Linked DNA regions of Homo sapiens: region 2 is linked to region 1. A link is a loop called in an ENCODE intact Hi-C map of the cell type or tissue named here. Cell type or tissue: ascending aorta. All regions are shown on one strand. Each heading gives the region's core, and the rest is flanking DNA. Links, peaks and the distances in the headings are about the cores only.

The links. Peaks named below come from ENCODE experiments on the same cell type or tissue, not always from the same donor. Only the 100,000 strongest peaks of a DNase experiment are listed, where the experiment ranks them.
Region 2: it touches region 1 in a loop (2.6-fold over the local background); 19 of 110 quality-filtered maps call a loop at or near these places.

The regions. Positions count from the first base shown.
Region 1 is chr20:20,079,234-20,087,680 of GRCh38, reverse strand. All of the region lies in intron 6 of CFAP61 (cilia and flagella associated protein 61), which reads right to left. Among named protein-coding and RNA genes, the nearest start is that of CFAP61, 31 kb to the right of the region's middle. In ascending aorta, for the core only: a CTCF peak has its summit at 3,687 (motif pointing left); DNase peaks (open chromatin) are centred at 1,660, 2,440 and 3,000; H3K27ac peaks cover 2,765 bases.
Region 2 is chr20:20,355,719-20,364,165 of GRCh38, reverse strand. It overlaps CFAP61 (cilia and flagella associated protein 61), which reads right to left. Exons shown (of 27, transcript NM_015585.4): 27 at 3,468-3,956. The coding sequence ends at 3,756. Among named protein-coding and RNA genes, the nearest start is that of INSM1, 8.2 kb to the left of the region's middle. RefSeq lists a silencer at 3,427-3,721 and an enhancer at 3,427-3,721. In ascending aorta, for the core only: a CTCF peak has its summit at 3,588 (motif pointing left); no DNase peak of the experiment used is centred there; H3K27me3 peaks cover 310 bases.

The sequences.
Region 1 (8,447 bases), core at 297-8,296:
GGCAGGAGAAACCAAAAAGAACTGAAGAATTTCTACAGTCAGTGGGTGGAATAAGAGAGTTTCTTACTACAGAAGCTTGAATCACTGCACTCACTTCCCATTGACTACTGTAAGGAGAAACTCTGTCATTCCATCCACCATCACTAATCTTCTTAAAACCCTGCTTTCTTCATCTTACTTTAAAACTTTTACATGCAGCCATAAGAAATAATGAAATCATGTCCTTTGCAGCAACATGGTTGCAGCTGAAGGTCATTACCCTAAGTGAATTAATGCAGGAACAAAAAAACAAATACTGCATGTTTTCACTTATAAGTAGGAGCTAAACAATGGGCACTCAGGGACATAAAGATGGTAACGATAGACACTGGGGACTTCTAGGGAGGGGAGAGAAGGAGCAGGGTATGGGTTGAAAAACTGTTGAGTACTATGCTCAGTACCTGGGTGATGGGATCAATTGTACCCCAAATCTCAGCATCATGCAATATACCCGGGTAACAAACCTGCACATGTACCCCCTAAATCTAAAATAAAAATTGAAATTATTTTTTTAAAACTCCACTTTTGCAAGCTCCCCACTGTTTCTGGGATGGGCACAAAATTCTTTGCCTGCATCTTTCCACCCTAGTCACCAATAATGATACAAGTTGATTTACTTATTGTCTCTAGAAGGAGACTTCACCATCTTCCCTCCTTCCCACCTCTATTTCTAGCCAGTGCTCTGATCCCCTTGCCTATCCCCAATTCCAGCATCCTCCAAAGCTCATCTCCACCCTACACCCTCCGGTGACTCTTCTCTCCCAACTTCCCTTCCCAGGAACCCAATGATGGGATCATCACTGGATATATATTGTCCAGTTCTGGTGCTAATTCTTACGGCCAAGGTGTGGCATCTTCCCAACCACGGAAAATGCTCTTTAGGGACACAGAAGGAATTCTGTAGCAGTTCTTTAGCATGTAACCCAGCAGCAATAGCCAACGTGAACTGGGCCCTTACCTTGTGCTGAGACCTTGCCAAGGGTCCCATTTACACTGACAGCAGTGAAGGGCAGAATTTTTATGCCCAAGGGGCAGCGTCTGGGCAGTCTGAACCTATGGTCCCATGCTGGTGGCATCACAGCCCCTCTACTTAGCCTTCTGACTCTACTGACTAAGAAACCGGCAAAGTCCATAAAAAATGATGAGTTCATGTCCTTTGTAGGGACATGGATGAAGCTGGAAACCATCATTCTCAGCAAACTATCTCAAGGACAAAAAAACCAAACACTGCATGTTCTCACTCATAGGTGGGAATTGAACAATGAGAACACATGGACACAGGAAGGGGAACATCACACTCCAGGGACTGTTGTGGGGTGGGGGGAGGGGGGAGGGATAGCATTAGGAGATATACCTAATACTAAATGATGAGTTAATGGGTGCAGCACACCAGTATGGCACATGTACACACATGTAACAAACCTGCACATTGTGCACATGTACCCTAAAACTTAAAGTATAATAATAATAAAATTTGAAAGAAAAAAAAAAAAGAAACTGGCAAAGTCACTTCAATGCTAAGACTTGGTTTTCTCATGTACAAAAAACAGGTAGGGACAAGAATAGCTGCAAGACACAGATGACGCACTAAAGCCTGCTCTCTGGGGCACACTAAGTCCTTAGCAAGTGTTTGTTCTCCACGTGAGCCCTCAGAACCTTGGCAGAAAAAGCCTAGAACATTCCAGGAACAACTCACTTCCCCACTTAACCTGCCAAAAGGGCATTGCTAATAAGAGGTGGTGGCTTTTCTCTGTAAAAAAGAGTCCTTGATGATATTGGCTAAGAATAATTTGTAAAAAATTCTAGGAGAGAGTAGTCAACAAATCCATTTTCAAACGTTTTGCCAAAAATAAAAGGTTGCATCAATATTTATTAACAGACATTTTAAATAATGGAAAAATAATTCAATAACCTAATCATTTAAGTGAATGAAGACAGCAATCACACACAATCAACTGTGCACCATAGGCTTTTAAATATACGATGGACACAGAAATATTACTCTGTAGCTATAAACATCAGGAATAAAGGTTCCGAAAGACCCAGAGCCCTAGGCCTGCTCATGAACCTCAGCAGCCCGTTAACAAAGTTATCCATAATCATACCTCAACACGAATTCTTCTGGGAAAAATAGAAAAACATCCAAATCTTGGAGTTCTGAAGAGGCTCTCTCTTAAGCCCTTTCCCAAAATGGATAAAGAGGAACTTGTTCTGCTAAATGCATTCCTTGGGGTAATTGATAATTTATGATCTTGCATCAGCCCGAGTGCTAATGATAAAGTATGACATCAGCCTCACATAGTCTCAAATGGCATATGACAAAGTCCAGCCCCACAGAAACAAAACACCCCAGCTATGGAAAACAACTCATGCAGTCAAATGTTTCAACGTGACTGTTCTGAGGCAATGAGCGCTGCCTGTCAAAGTCAGGATGCAAGGAGAGCCACTGTGAATTTGGCACCGCAGCGTCACATGCCCTGGCACTGACAGGCCGCACAGTGTTCCAGTGGCGATGAAGATGCGGAGTTTATAGATCAGCACAGAGTGCAACGGAAATAGTACAATTCTCTGAGCGAAAAGCAAAGTTACTTTATATCTTCCATTCTGAATGTGTCTTGGAGGGGGCAGCAATGTGCTTGTTAACGTCATCAATTATACAATATTTTATTTTAACTTCCCTGGAGGAAACAAAAGGTCCACCTCATAAACACTTATCAATCTCTCAGACACCCAGATTTCCATCAGACTCTGAAAACTGTGCCATGTGAAATGGAGTTGAACACACACCTTAAGGAAATCAACCCCCTTTCAGGACACCCTACTTGGGAAATGGGTGTCTTCTAAGTCCACAGCTAGAAATGAGCCGGTAGCTCTCACTGGCTTCCTGGAAGGTGGGGAGAAGTGAGGACAAACTCCCTCAGCACTTCCACCAGTCGGTTAGCTGAGCTTGCTAGGAGCACCGCGACATCCAGAACATGCAGAACTCTCCCTCGCAGCCTGATGGGTCTCTGGGTGACACGCAGATCCTGACATTGCTTCATCACCTCCACAGCCTGGCTGCTGCACTACATGATTACGGCCCCAGAGGAAAACCTGCAGGCCTGCTTCCCTCGAGTCTGAGAGGTGTGCATCACTTCCCTGCCAGCACAGAAACCACTGCAAATGCACAGATGGAAAACTCACACTTAAGGACTGGAGTGACAGCAGCAGCAGCAGCAGCAGCAGCAGCAGCAGCAGCAGGCCACCTCCGCATCCAGAATCCTGGCACAGCCTCCTCATTCCTGTCTGATGATATTCTCCATATCCAGAGAGGATTTGTATTTAAAGCTGGACTTTAAAATGTACAGTTGTAAAATGTACAACTGAATGTTGTCACTTCAAACACCATAAATATATTTCTTCAAACCTGTGTGTGTGTGTATTTTAAGAAACCAGTGAATTAAGAAAACAAGTCATAGAAAATCTAATTTAGTGGTAGTGATAGAGAATGCAGTGTGTTCTAGTTAAGCCAACTTTTTACCATGAACACCATCTCAACATGGGGTAGGAGAACCTAAGATCGGCGTCAACTAGATTTTTCTTTCACTTCAGGTATGCAAAACCAAGCACCCTTTTTCTTTTCAAGATCTCTTGTGACCTCTAGTGGTCTTCTTTAAGAAAATCAAATCTATCATTTCTAAACTCCATATAGTATTCCACTGTAGAACTTCCAAATGGGTTTTGGAGTCATTTAGCTTCTAGTCCTTGGAAAATGTCATGATTTTAAAAATTATGAAGGGTTTTAAGCTCAAATTTGTCATGTGCTTTTCAAAGCACATCTGATCTAAACGTCCATCCTGGGCTAGTATGGCTCCAGCTGGACTTGGCTCCACCATAGACTTGGTGGTCACTTACCAGTCTTATTCATGAAGATTGTTGGGGGAAATCTGTAATTGCCCTATCCCTTCTTTTGGAATGCTTTAGGATATTCATAATTATTCATATGAAATTGCTCAGAAGTCAAGTTTAAGTGGATTTCTAAAAAGCATGACATGGGACTATCAAATGTTTCATTAAAATGATTGCCTTAAGAGTTAAAAGTTTGTAATTACAAACCACCCATCTTAAATCTTAAAGAATGTTTTTTTCATCTATTTTATTTCTTTTAATTTCAATAGTTTTGGGAATACAGGTGGTTTTTAGTCAAATGGATGAGTTCCTTAGTAGTGAATTCTGAGATTTTAGTGCACCCATCACCTGAGCAGTGTACACTGTACCCAATAGGTTGGATTTTATTCCTCACCCCCTCCGAACCTCCCCCTCCCCAGCCCCCACGGTCCACTATGTCACTCTGTATGCCTTTGTGTCCTCATAGCTTAGCTCCCACTTACAAGTGAGAACATACGGTATTTGGTTTTCCATTCCTGAGTTACTTCACTTAGAATAATGGCCTCCAGCTTCATCCAAGGTGCAACAAAAGACATTATTTTGTTCATTTTTATGGCTGAGTAGTATTCCACGGTGTATGAATATCACATTTCCTTTAACCACTCATTGGTCGATGGGCACTTAGGTTGGTTCCATATCCTTGCAATTGTAAATTGTGCTGCTATAAACGTGTGTATACATGTATCTTTTTCATATAATAACTTATTTTCCTTTGTGTAGATTCCCAGTAGTGGGATTGCTGGATTGAGTGGTAGCTCTACTTTTAGTTCTTTAAGGAATCTCCACACTGTTTTCCATAGTGGTTGTACTAGTTTACATTCCCACCAGCAGCGTAAAAGTGTTCTTTTTCACCACATCCATGCCAACATCTGCTGTTTTTTGACTTTTAAATTATGGCCATCCTTGCAGGAGTAAGGTAGTAGTATCTCACTGTGGTTTAATTTGCATTTCCCTGATGATTAGAGATTTTTCATCTATTTTAAAAAGCAACAAGGTTGAGCCAATTTAATCAACCATTGTTATCAACAAAGAAGCAATACTCCACTAAGGAAACCAGTTATTTCACAACATTGTTTGAAAGCACATAATCCTTTCCTTGGCCAAGTCTCCTCCCAGCCCCAGGAGGACTTGAAAAAGACAGGTTTTCCCCCAGAAAAAGAGCATGCCAGTAGTTTCTAAATCTGAACACATCTCAAATCCACCATGGATGATTAATTAAGCCCACTGTAGATTTTAGAGGTGTGTCCAGAAGTAGCTATGCTTTATTTCAGATAGTATGAAAAGTACAGAACAGTAACTTCACTAATTACTGTCTAAGTAGATGGGCAGATTACAGCATAATTTTCCACATGGGTAAATCAAAGAAACAGGACAGGGGATTACAGTGTTAATTCATTGGTTTTGAATGTGTCACTAGCCAAATGGCTGAAGGATAATTACATCCCCAAACCCTTCACTGGTTCAGTGTCTTACGAATTGTGTTCTTCACCATTAACTATCAGTGCAAGTAACTATCGTTGAAACGGATGTCAAAAAATACATGTGAGGGAAATAAGAGAAAGGAGGCAACCTAAGAGGCACACAGCCACGCCCATTTGATGTTCTGTAAAGTCTCCATTTTTCTAGCGTTGTTAAGGAGGGAGGTAGTCCACACAACTGCAATCTCCAGATACATGAAATTCTGTGCCTGCAAGTATCAAAACTCGAATCTGAACATGTGGATAGAGGGCTTTCTAAAATGTGCCACACTCTCTACCTTCTGCAGGCAAAGGCACTGACTGCCATACTGTCACCATTTCCACACGAATTCACTACTGTCCACTTATCTTCTAATAAACATCCCTTCCTCACTGCAAAGTACCCACTGTCACCTCTTTGCTATCATTCCTCTTGTGTTTTGCTTCTTTCAGATTTTCTATGGGCACATCAGGGGCTGTATGTGCAAGACCTCAGGTTAAGGTATCCAGGTTTATTTCAAGTTTTGTGAACCTTGTCCACTGAAGGTTATAGTCCATAGCACTCAAGTTTTCAAGAGAAAAATGGAAGAAAAGAAGGAAGGGGTGTAGGAAAGGAGGCAGAAAGGGAGACCAAACCATAACCATCTGTTACCAAATGCTTACTGGGAGCCTGGCACTGGGCTGAGCACATCCCACATCTTTTCTCCTGCACCCTGCATCCTGAGTGACAAGTAGGCTATTAGCGAGTAAATTAACAGACAATACCTTACTAAAAAGTGAAAGGAATAGGGAATTTTTGAATGGGCTGCTTCTATACATGTCATTTTCAGTGTTGGATTTATATACAAGTTTTCTATTACAATAATCCCTTGCTGAATAACTAAGTTGAAAGTCCTTAATTAAGCCCTACATACCTCCAGAAAATGATAATTCCCAAGATACAAATCGGGTATCCTGACTAAAACTTAAGAAAATACTTTTAGAAATTTGCCTTTGTCAGTTGTAAGTAACTCATATCTATCCCCTGCCCAATCCTTTGGAATTGTCTAGAATTGCCTACTTTGTAGGAACATGTTTAATCATCTGGTAGGATGATAGCTTAACTGGAAGTTACTTTAAATTCAAGTATTTTATTCATTTAAAATGGAACCTGTAAAATGGCACTCAAACTCTCACAGATTTAGACAAATGCAATTTAAAGCAACAAAATACTATTTTGGTCTAACAGGGAACCTTTTTTCTTTTCTTTTTTTTTTTGAGATGGAGTCTTGCTCTGTCGCCAGGCTGGAGTACAATGGCACAATCTCGGATCACTGCAACCTCCGCCTCCCAGGTTCAAGAGATTCTCCTGCCTCAGCCTCCCGAGTAGCTGGGACTACAGATGCATGCCACCACGCCCAGTTAATTTTTGTATTTTTAGAAGAGACGGGGTTTCACCATGTTGGCCAAGATGGTCTCAATCTCTTGACCTCGTGATCTGCCTGCCTCAGCCTCCCAAAGTGCTGGGATTACAGGTGTGAACCACTGTGCCCGGCCAGGAAACAGTTTTAATAACTGAAAATACTCAGCACTGATGAAGATGTAAGGAAACAACTCTATTTGGTCAGAATATAAATGGATATGATATTTACGTTGAATAATTTGGTGGCATCTATTTTTAAATCTTAGAATTTGCAAACATCTGGGTATTTCCTACACCAAATTCCACATTTAGTTATCTGTTGTACACTACTATATATGAATGCTGGATGATATATGTACAATGCTGTTTACTACAGTATTATTTTTTATAGAAAAAGTGGTAAATTTTTTACAGGAAACAACTTAAATTAAATTTCCATAAATAAGCAAGAGCTAAATGAATTGTATTAGAGCTACATGATGGTTAGGCCATCATGGACCAGGCACCATCAGAAAAGAAAGAAATTGATCTCTAAAGATGATAAATGATGAGATGCTATGTTAAGTGAAAAATATAATTAACAGAACATATGATCATGGAGATATATATAGGTATATATGTAGAGAGAGTGCATGTATGCCACTATACTTGTGTGTGTATAGTTACATACACAGAAAAATGAAAGAATAACTTTTACTTTTAAGTTTTATGATTTGAAACTAGAATTCATTTTATTAAATAAACCCATCTCCCCAAAAAATTAGTAAATGGCATAAAAAATGAGAGATTTTAAAATGAATATAAAAGTGTAACAATTGTTACACTACTTACAAGATCCTAAGTAATTAATTTGTGGAGATTCTTGTAATTTAAAAACTGAAGGTAATATTTCTTTAAAAAATATAATTTCCTGAAGGACAGGAGGGTCTATTTGCCTCCCCTGACACTAACAAGAGACACTTTATAAATCAGGAATAAAAATTTGAAAGACATGAGAGAACCAATTAAAAATGTCATTTCATACACAAAATTCCATTTCTTCAGACTGCCTTTGGCTTGCATTAGTATTTGTATCATTATCAAAGGGTTTTATAAAGAGAGGATTATTTAGCTATTAATAAAAAGAAAGTAATGAAAGATCATTTTATATGAGGAATTTTCTTCTCTCAAACTAAATTAGGTAGATAATATGTATCTGAAGTTCATCTGCTTCTTGGTGAACTTCGTTAAGAGACATGCTGCCCCGCTCTCAGAATGCAAATAAAATGCTCCACGTGGATAGGAAAAACGGGATCACATTACACTGTTTGCATAATGTTCAGCATCTGCAGGTAGGTTTCTGGCCTCCCTCTCTCTGCTTCCCTTCAACACAAAACTTCTCTGAAGAGCAGTGACTTTCTCCAGCAAAAAGGAAAAAAAAAATAGCACTGACTACTCCTTTGCTTTCATTTCCTTACCTCCCATTTATTCCGCTCACTGCAATTTGGCCTCTCCTGTGAAACTCTGCCCTTCAAGGAGTGACAAGACCACACCCCAAACCAAGAGTTCAGAAGTAGGGCACTGGTTACTGAGTGGCAAGGTTGGCACAGAGGAGTCAAAGGGATGAGCTTGAGAGAAAACTG
Region 2 (8,447 bases), core at 352-8,351, 280 kb before region 1:
CTGCACGCTCCTTGAAGTGCCCTCAGGGCTGTTTGTTTTTGCCTCAGTGGGACCGTCGGGCCAGGGAGGGAGGAGAGCGGGTAGGAAGGCCCGGGCGGGCGGCGGGAAGGGCGACGTCGGCGAAAGCTGGCAGAGGCGAAGCCCAGAAGGTGAGAAAGTCATAACCAAAGAATTAGGTCAGGGAGAGTCAGGACGGCACGGGACCCATCGGGATGACATTGACCTTGGGGCGCAAGAGGTGTCCTCCACCTGTGAGGTGCTGGCGGCCGCTAGTCCGTGCGCCTCGGTCTCAAACGGAACTGACAAAACCCAGCGAAACTGACCAGAAAGGCTGCGGCGACCCCGATCCTTTCCCCTTCCTCCCACCCCACTCACACCTGCACCCCGCCTCGCCTGCCGCAGGAGGACGAAGAGGCAGCCAGACTCCTGGGGTCCACAAGGGCATACTTTCTACCCTGGCGAGCGTTCTTGCTATGGGGTTGGCGGGTGCTCCTCCCCCCCCACCGCCGTTCCTCTCTCCTCCGCCTTTCCCTCTTCTCCCGTCCCTGCTCTCCTCCCTCGCCCTCTGGTTCCCTCCTTGTGTCATCCGCCTCCTCTCCCTCCTCCTGTCCTTCTCTCTCCTTCTGTCTCTTCCTTTCTTTTCTTTCCCCTCCTTTCTTGCTCCCCACGGTGTCACCTCTCCCTCCTTCTCCTCTCTCTCCCATCTCTTTCACTCCTAATCCCCCCCCCGACCTGTGGTGTCCCCCCCATAACTGGCCCCCTTCTTCTCTCCCAGCCCCTTCTTCCCACTGTCCCTCCCTCCCCATCCAGTTCCCCCAGCCCTCTTTGCTGTCTTTCTGCTCCCCTCTCTCCTCTCGTCCCTCTCTCCTGTCTCTTCCCTCGCTTGTTTCTGTCTTCTCTCCCTCTCTTCCCCCCCACCTCTCTCCCAGTCTCCCATTCCTCTCCCCTTCTCTCTTTCCTTCTCTCTCTCCCCCCTCCTTTACTCTCCCCCCACTCTTCTCCCTGCTCTTACTCTCCCCCCACTCCCCACAGGCCAACGTGTGTTATTTTATTTGTCTAGAGAGAGCCTATTTGTTCAGTGATGTGTGGCCTCCTGGTCGCCTGCTTTAATGGGGGACGCGGAGGCTTGGTTTCTGTGAGCATTAGCATACAGCTGCGGGCTCTGCGCCCCTGCCGGCGCTCACTTTATCCCAGCCTTATCATCACTTCTTCTTTCAACCAGAAAACAATCAACAGCTCCTCGCACTCGGCGCTCAGCGACTTTCGAGCCCTGCTCCCTGCTTCTTGGCTAACACTGGCTCACTCGGATGCGCACCCTCTCTCTCTCTCTCTCCCTCCCTCCCTCCCTCCCTCCTCTCTCTCTCTCCCTCTTGAAAGGGTAAATATTGATTGGCTGGCTTTACATTTTATGCTCCATGCCATATTTCCTTCCCTCCCTCACTTCATCGTTGATTTTTCTCTTGCCCTCCTGTGATGTTTGAGTGTAGTAAAACCATAATAAGCCATTTTTGGAAAGGCGGTGGTTACACTCTTTATTAAAAACTGACATCTGTTGGGAGAGCAATTAGAGGCATCAGAAGGCGGGGTTGTTGCATGTGATTTGGGGGAATAAAACTTTGGAAAATTAACTTTGGTATTTTCTGATTAATATTCTTTGCTTAAAACTGTAGAATTCCAAGATCAGGCTTACAGCCCAAGATGTCCCCAGCTCAGCAGCAAGTGCTGAAATATGTAGAGACGCCAAGCATTCAATCCACTTACGGAATTCATGCCTTGTGCAAGCCAAGTCCAAATATTGGTCTGTTTCAAGCCCTTCCTTTTAAAAGCCAGGCTTTATCTTCACCGTTATTTTCCCAAAGCCCTTAGAATAGTCAATTGCAAGTTATAACCAACAACTCTTGAATTCCTCTTTTATTCTTAGGCAACTTGTTCAGTGATAAAGTTTTCAAGTCTGAACAGATATGCTAAGATTCTTAGATTCAGGAAATTATTTAGCATCTATGCTAAATAGCTTGTAAATTACCCACTTTCGAAGTGTGAGATAAGGATTAAAATAATGTCACCCAATATACTTTGTACACTAAAATATATTCTAGATATTTTCAAGTCTGCTGTGATACTTATGGAGCACTAACACTCCTTTTTCAAAAGGCAGCAAAGGAAAACTTACTGTCACATTTATGCATGATTTGGTATTAAGGTTGACATTGTCATTTGGGGTCACTTTTATGTGACTGGAGGCTTTTTAATGCTAATACTTGGTCACAGAAGTCATAACTGTTGATCCTCCGAGATTGTTCTGTTAATCTGCATCCAGGGGTCCCAGGACCTGTCACAGAAACTTACTCCTTTTGCTTATGAGTTTGACCCAGGTCCTTTCAGGGGAATGGGACAGGGGAGGAGAGTTGCTTGAGCTGACTCATTCACCAGCCCCTGAAATATGGTTCCACGTGTGCTGGGTCTGAATTCTGAAGAGTGGACCAGTAGCAATTGTTCCCCATTCAAGTGACACAGTGTGTACCATATGGCCAATGCTGGACCCTCCCCCCAGTGACCCATGCATTTGCGGAAAACGTGCATGTGAAGGAATTAGGAGCATTTATTGCTTGCTTTTGCCTGCCTTGGGAAAATCAAGAGTCCAGTATTCTGGAACAATTTTATTTTGCAGAAATATCAATATCAAATAACTTTGCAGTTCCAACAAGTTGGCAGTTTGCAGCAGAGAGTTTGATAATGTGTACACAGTGCTGTAATGCCAGCTCTGACTTTCCTTCTAATAGTTGTGTATCCCTTATCTTGTGCCAACTTTTGCTCAACATTTACATAAAATACAACACATGAAGAAAAAACTGGAATTGTTCACAAAAACCAGTTTTAAGCCCTGCTGTGAAAAATTGTGTCACACTGTCTACTGAGAGACCCAATAAATGAGCACAATCTTATGTGTTGTTCCCCCTCATTCCTGAATCCATGCAGTTAGTTACTAGTGGGCAATTAATTTGCTTTATTTATAAGAAAAAGGGTTTCTGATCCACATTAGAGTTGACATGTACTAGGGACCCCTTCACCCCGCCCCCCTCAATGCAAAGCAACAGTGCTAAGGATCAAAGAAAATGAACTTTGATGAACTTCCCATTACCACGTTACCACGTTCTAATCTAAAACCTATGTGTGAACCCCTTGAGCACCCAACTTTTCTGTGACTTTATGCTCCTCATCTGCAATTTGAAACAGAAATACAGCCTCCTCCTTTCCAAAGGTCATGTAAGCTTTCCTACACAATCACTGCTTCTTATGTTGGACTGCAGATTTAATTTCTCATCATCTGTTTACTAATTTTCCATTCTGGGCACATTTTCTTTTTTATCACCCACAAGTACTGCTGGGTAAACATGTGAAGAACTAACAAGACTGGCAGCGGAAGTTTCCAGGAAATCAAACAGAATCACACCCAAGGTAAAAACAAGTTTTACACACTATGATCTCATTTTATTGCTGAAATGGATTATTCTGCACAGGAACATGCCTGGGATTTGTAAAGCGAGCCTGCCCCAGAAGAGAGGCACACGGCCGTGTGCCACCTACTGGGATGATAGAAAACTACAGGCATAAGTCAGGGAAGGAAAGGAATGAACAAAACCACCAGGGGCTGGCTTCGCTGTCAAACCAGGCTGCAGAGAACTTTTCTATTTCTACAGAGCGCGTTTCCAGGAACTAAATAAATGAAAACCATAAAGGGGAGACCCTGCCTACAACTAAACGATGCCTGGCCACGCGTACATGGGCAGGTGGTAGCGGTTATAGTGCAGGTAGTCAAGAGTGCTTCTCTCCACCAGGGTTTTGTAGATGGATTCCTCAAAAACTCTTTTGAGGTATTGCCTGGGCTTCTCAGTCGGGTTGATTTCCTCATCTTCTATTTGATGGGCTAACTGCTCTATGGAAGGAAGATCTTCCTCCTGTAAAACACAGTAAGAGGCCAGATACAGAAATTAATTGGACCCTGCACAGTTGTAACGGCAGTTTCATGAGAATGAAAACAACAGTAGTCAGCTCTGCAAGGATGGTCATTTTTTTTCTAGCTTTTGAAAATTTATTTTTAATTGTGGCAAAGTATACACAACATGTCTTATTTTAATAATTTTTAGGTGTACAGTTCAGTGGCATGAAGTACATTCACATTGCTGTGTAACCCTCACCACTGTCCATCTCCAGGACTTTCTCATCTTCGTCAGCTGAAACGCTGTCTCCATTAAACACCAGCTCCGTACCCTCCCATCCTCCAGGCCCTGGAAACCACCTCTGTCTCTATGAATGTGACTACGCAGGCATCTCATATGAGTGGAACCCTGTAGTACTTTTTTTTGTGACTGGCTTATATCACTTAGCATAATGTCCTCAAGAGTCATCCAGGTTAGTCATTTCAAGCCCTTCATTTTCAGATAAAAATCATCTGTAGATCATACTTGTTTTGTTGTTGTTGTTGTTTTGTTTTTTGCTTTTTGAGACGGAATTTCGCTGTTGTTGCCCAGGCTGGAGTGCAATGGCATGATCTCGGCTCACTGCAACCTCCGCCTACCAGGTTCAAACTATTCTCCTGCCTCAGCCTCCCAAGTAGCTGGGACTACAGGCATGGCCCACCATGCCTGGCTAATTTTGTATATTTAGTAGGGACAGGGTCTCTCCATGTTGGTCAGGCTGGTCTTGAACTCCCGACCTCAGGTGATCTGCCCACCTCGGCCTCCCAAAGTGCTGGGATTACAGGCATGAGCCACCACGCCCTGCCTCTGTTTTAAAAATAAAAAAATTTAAAAATAAAAAAAAGGAGTGATTAAACCTTTTTACTTGAAAGGTCCTATATGAAAAGTTTTCTTGCTTATAATTCCCAAGAAGTGGGATTTTAAAACCTTAGAATAAATTCACAATCAAGTCAAATTTTATTGATATATTTAAAAAGGTAGGGCTCAGAAAGAATAAAGTTGTTTGAAGCTGAGAATCTTATGCTGCACATAGGTACAGTGTAGTAGAGATTTTCCTAACATTTCATTATAAAAATTTTCAGAGACAAGTTGAAGAATTGTCCACTGAACACCTGCACACCTGCACCTGGACTCCACAGTTAACATCTGCTATATTTGCTTCACCACTGCATATCTGCCCTCCAGAGCAGGGTACTTCTAGAAAGCACATCCCCCAGGGTTGAGCTGGCTGCTTTCCAAACACTGTGATTCTTGAACATCACCCTAGATCAAGAGTCTGTGGACTCTGATGGTACATTTATTTCAACTTCCAATAATTCCTTCTATTTTGAATAGAAAAGGCAATTCCTTGCAGGGTTTTGTTGGATTATTAACTTACTAGTGATAAGAGCTTATAGATAGGAAAACAGACTCAAGCTATATGGAGGCATAAAGTCATTGCCACTTGGCTAAGCAAGACACAACGGGGTGCTGGAGATTATGCACACATTGGAAAGAGCAGTCAGTGAGGGTTGCAGGAATTCAGATTTAAACTAGAGCAATAAAGGCAGTGATAGGGAAAAAGCAACTGATTCTCACAACTAAGTACTGGGAGGTTCTGAAAACTTTGGGTGCCACCAGTAAGGCCTCGTGGATATATTCTGCAATGTGTATGAGGTTGGCTCTTTCTTCCTTAATTTTTCTGGAGAATTGTATCAAACCAACCAAAAACAATTACCTTACTAAAATTATACAAGATTTTGAGCTCATATTGTATGCTGCTGTTCTGACACTGGGTTAAATAGCGTAAAACCACTTTTAAAGTTTATTTCAGGCAAATATTGCTCTAGATTATAAACAGATTTTTGGGCACTTGCCTCTTGAAGGATGACCTCTCATACTGTGATCATCTTCTTTCACAGTGTGACCACCTCCCCTCACAGTATGACCATTCCCCTCAGTGTGACCACTTCCCCTCAGTGTGACCACCTCCCCTCACAGTATGACCATTCCCCTCAGTGTGACCACTTCCCCTCAGTGTGACCACCTCCCCTCAGTGTGACCACCTCCTCTCAGTGTGACTACCACCCCTCACAGTGTGCCCACCTCCCCTCACAGTGTGACCACCTCCCCTCAGTGTGACCACCTCCCCTCACACTATGACCACCTCTCCTCAGTGTGACCACCTCCCCTCACACTGTGACCACCTCCCCTCACACTATGACCACCTCCCCTCACACTATGACCACCTCCCCTCAGTGTGACCACCTTCCCTCAGTGTGACCACCTCCCCTCAGTGTGACCACCTCCCCTCACACTATGACCACCTCCCCTCAGTGTGACCACCTCCCCTCACACTGTGACCACCTCCCCTCACACTGTGACCACCTCCCCTCAGTATGACCACCTCCCCGCACACTGTGACCACCTCCCCTCAGTGTGACCACCTCCCCTCACACTGTGACCACCTCCCCTCAGTGTGACCACCTCCCCTCACACTATGACCACCTCCCCTCAGTGTGACCACTTCCCCTCACAGTATGACCACCTCCCCTCAGTGTGACCACTTCCCCTCAGTGTGACCACCTCCTCTCAGTGTGACTACCACCCTTCACAGTGTGACTACCTCCACTCGCAGTATGACCCCCTCCCCTCAGTGTGACTACCTCCTCACTCACAGTATGACCACCTCCCCTCAGTGTGACCACCTCCCCTCAGTGTGACCACCTCCCCTCAGTATGACCACCTCCCCGCACACTGTGACCACCTCCCCTCAGTGTGACCACCTCCCCTCACACTGTGACCACCTCCCCTCAGTGTGACCACCTCCCCTCACACTATGACCACCTCCCCTCAGTGTGACCACTTCCCCTCACAGTATGACCACCTCCCCTCAGTGTGACCACTTCCCCTCAGTGTGACCACCTCCTCTCAGTGTGACTACCACCCTTCACAGTGTGACTACCTCCACTCGCAGTATGACCCCCTCCCCTCAGTGTGACTACCTCCTCACTCACAGTATGACCACCTCCCCTCAGTGTGACCACCTCCCCTCAGTGTGACCACTTCCCCTCAGTGTGACTACCTCCTCACTCACAGTATGACCACCTCCCCTCAGTGTGACCACCTCCTCTCAGTGTGACCACTTCCCCTCAGTGTGACCACCTCCTCTCAGTGTGACCACCTCCCCTCACAGTGTGACCACCTCCCCTCACAGTGTGACCACCTCCCCAGTGTGACCACCTCCCCTCACACTATGACCACCTCCCCTCAGTGTGACCACCTCCCCTCAGTGTGACCACTTCCCCTCAGTGTGACCACCTCCTCTCAGTGTGACCACCTCCCCTCACAGTGTGACCACCTCCCCAGTGTGACCACCTCCCCTCACACTATGACCACCTCCCCTCAGTGTGACCACCTCCCCTCAGTGTGACCACTTCCCCTCAGTGTGACCACCTCCTCTCAGTGTGACCACCTCCCCTCACAGTGTGACCACCTCCCCAGTGTGACCACCTCCCCTCACACTATGACCACCTCCCCTCAGTGTGACCACTTCCCCTCAGTGTGACCACCTCCTCTCAGTGTGACCACCTCCCCTCACAGTGTGACCACCTCCCCAGTGTGACCACCTCCCCTCACACTATGACCACCTCCCCTCAGTGTGACCACCTCCCCTCACACTGTGACCACCTCCCCTCAGTGTGACCATCTCCCCTCACACTGTGACCACCTCCCCTCAGTGTGACCACCTCCCCTCACACTGTGACCACCTCCCCTCAGTGTGACCACCTCCCCTCAGTGTGACCACCTCCCCTCACACTATGACCACCTCCCCTCAGTGTGACCACTTCCCCTCACAGTATGACCACCTCCCCTCAGTGTGACCACTTCCCCTCAGTGTGACCACCTCCTCTCAGTGTGACTACCACCCTTCACAGTGTGACTACCTCCACTCGCAGTATGACCCCTCCCCTCAGTGTGACTAGCTCCTCACTCACAGTATGACCACCTCCCCTCAGTGTGACCACCCCCCCTCAGTGTGACCACTTCCCCTCAGTGTGACCACCTCCTCTCAGTGTGACTACCTCCCCTCAGTGTGACCACCTCCCCTCACAGTGTGACCATCTCTGCTCACAGTGTCACTACCTCCCCTCAGTGTGACCACCTCCCCTGTGTGGTCACCTCCCCTCTCACAGTGTGACCACCTCCCCTCACAGTGTGACGTCCCCTCACAGTGTGATCACCTCCCCTTACAGTGTGACCATCTCTGCTCACAGTGTCACTACCTCCCCTCAGTGTGACCACCTCCCCTCACAGTGTGACCACCTCCCCTCACAGTGTGACTACCTCCCCTCAGTGTGACCACCTCCCCTCACAGTGTGACCATCTCTGCTCACAGTGTCACTACCTCCCCTCAGTGTGACCACCTCCCCTCACAGTGTGACCATCTCTGCTCATAGTGTCACTACCTCCCCTCAGTGTGACCTCCCC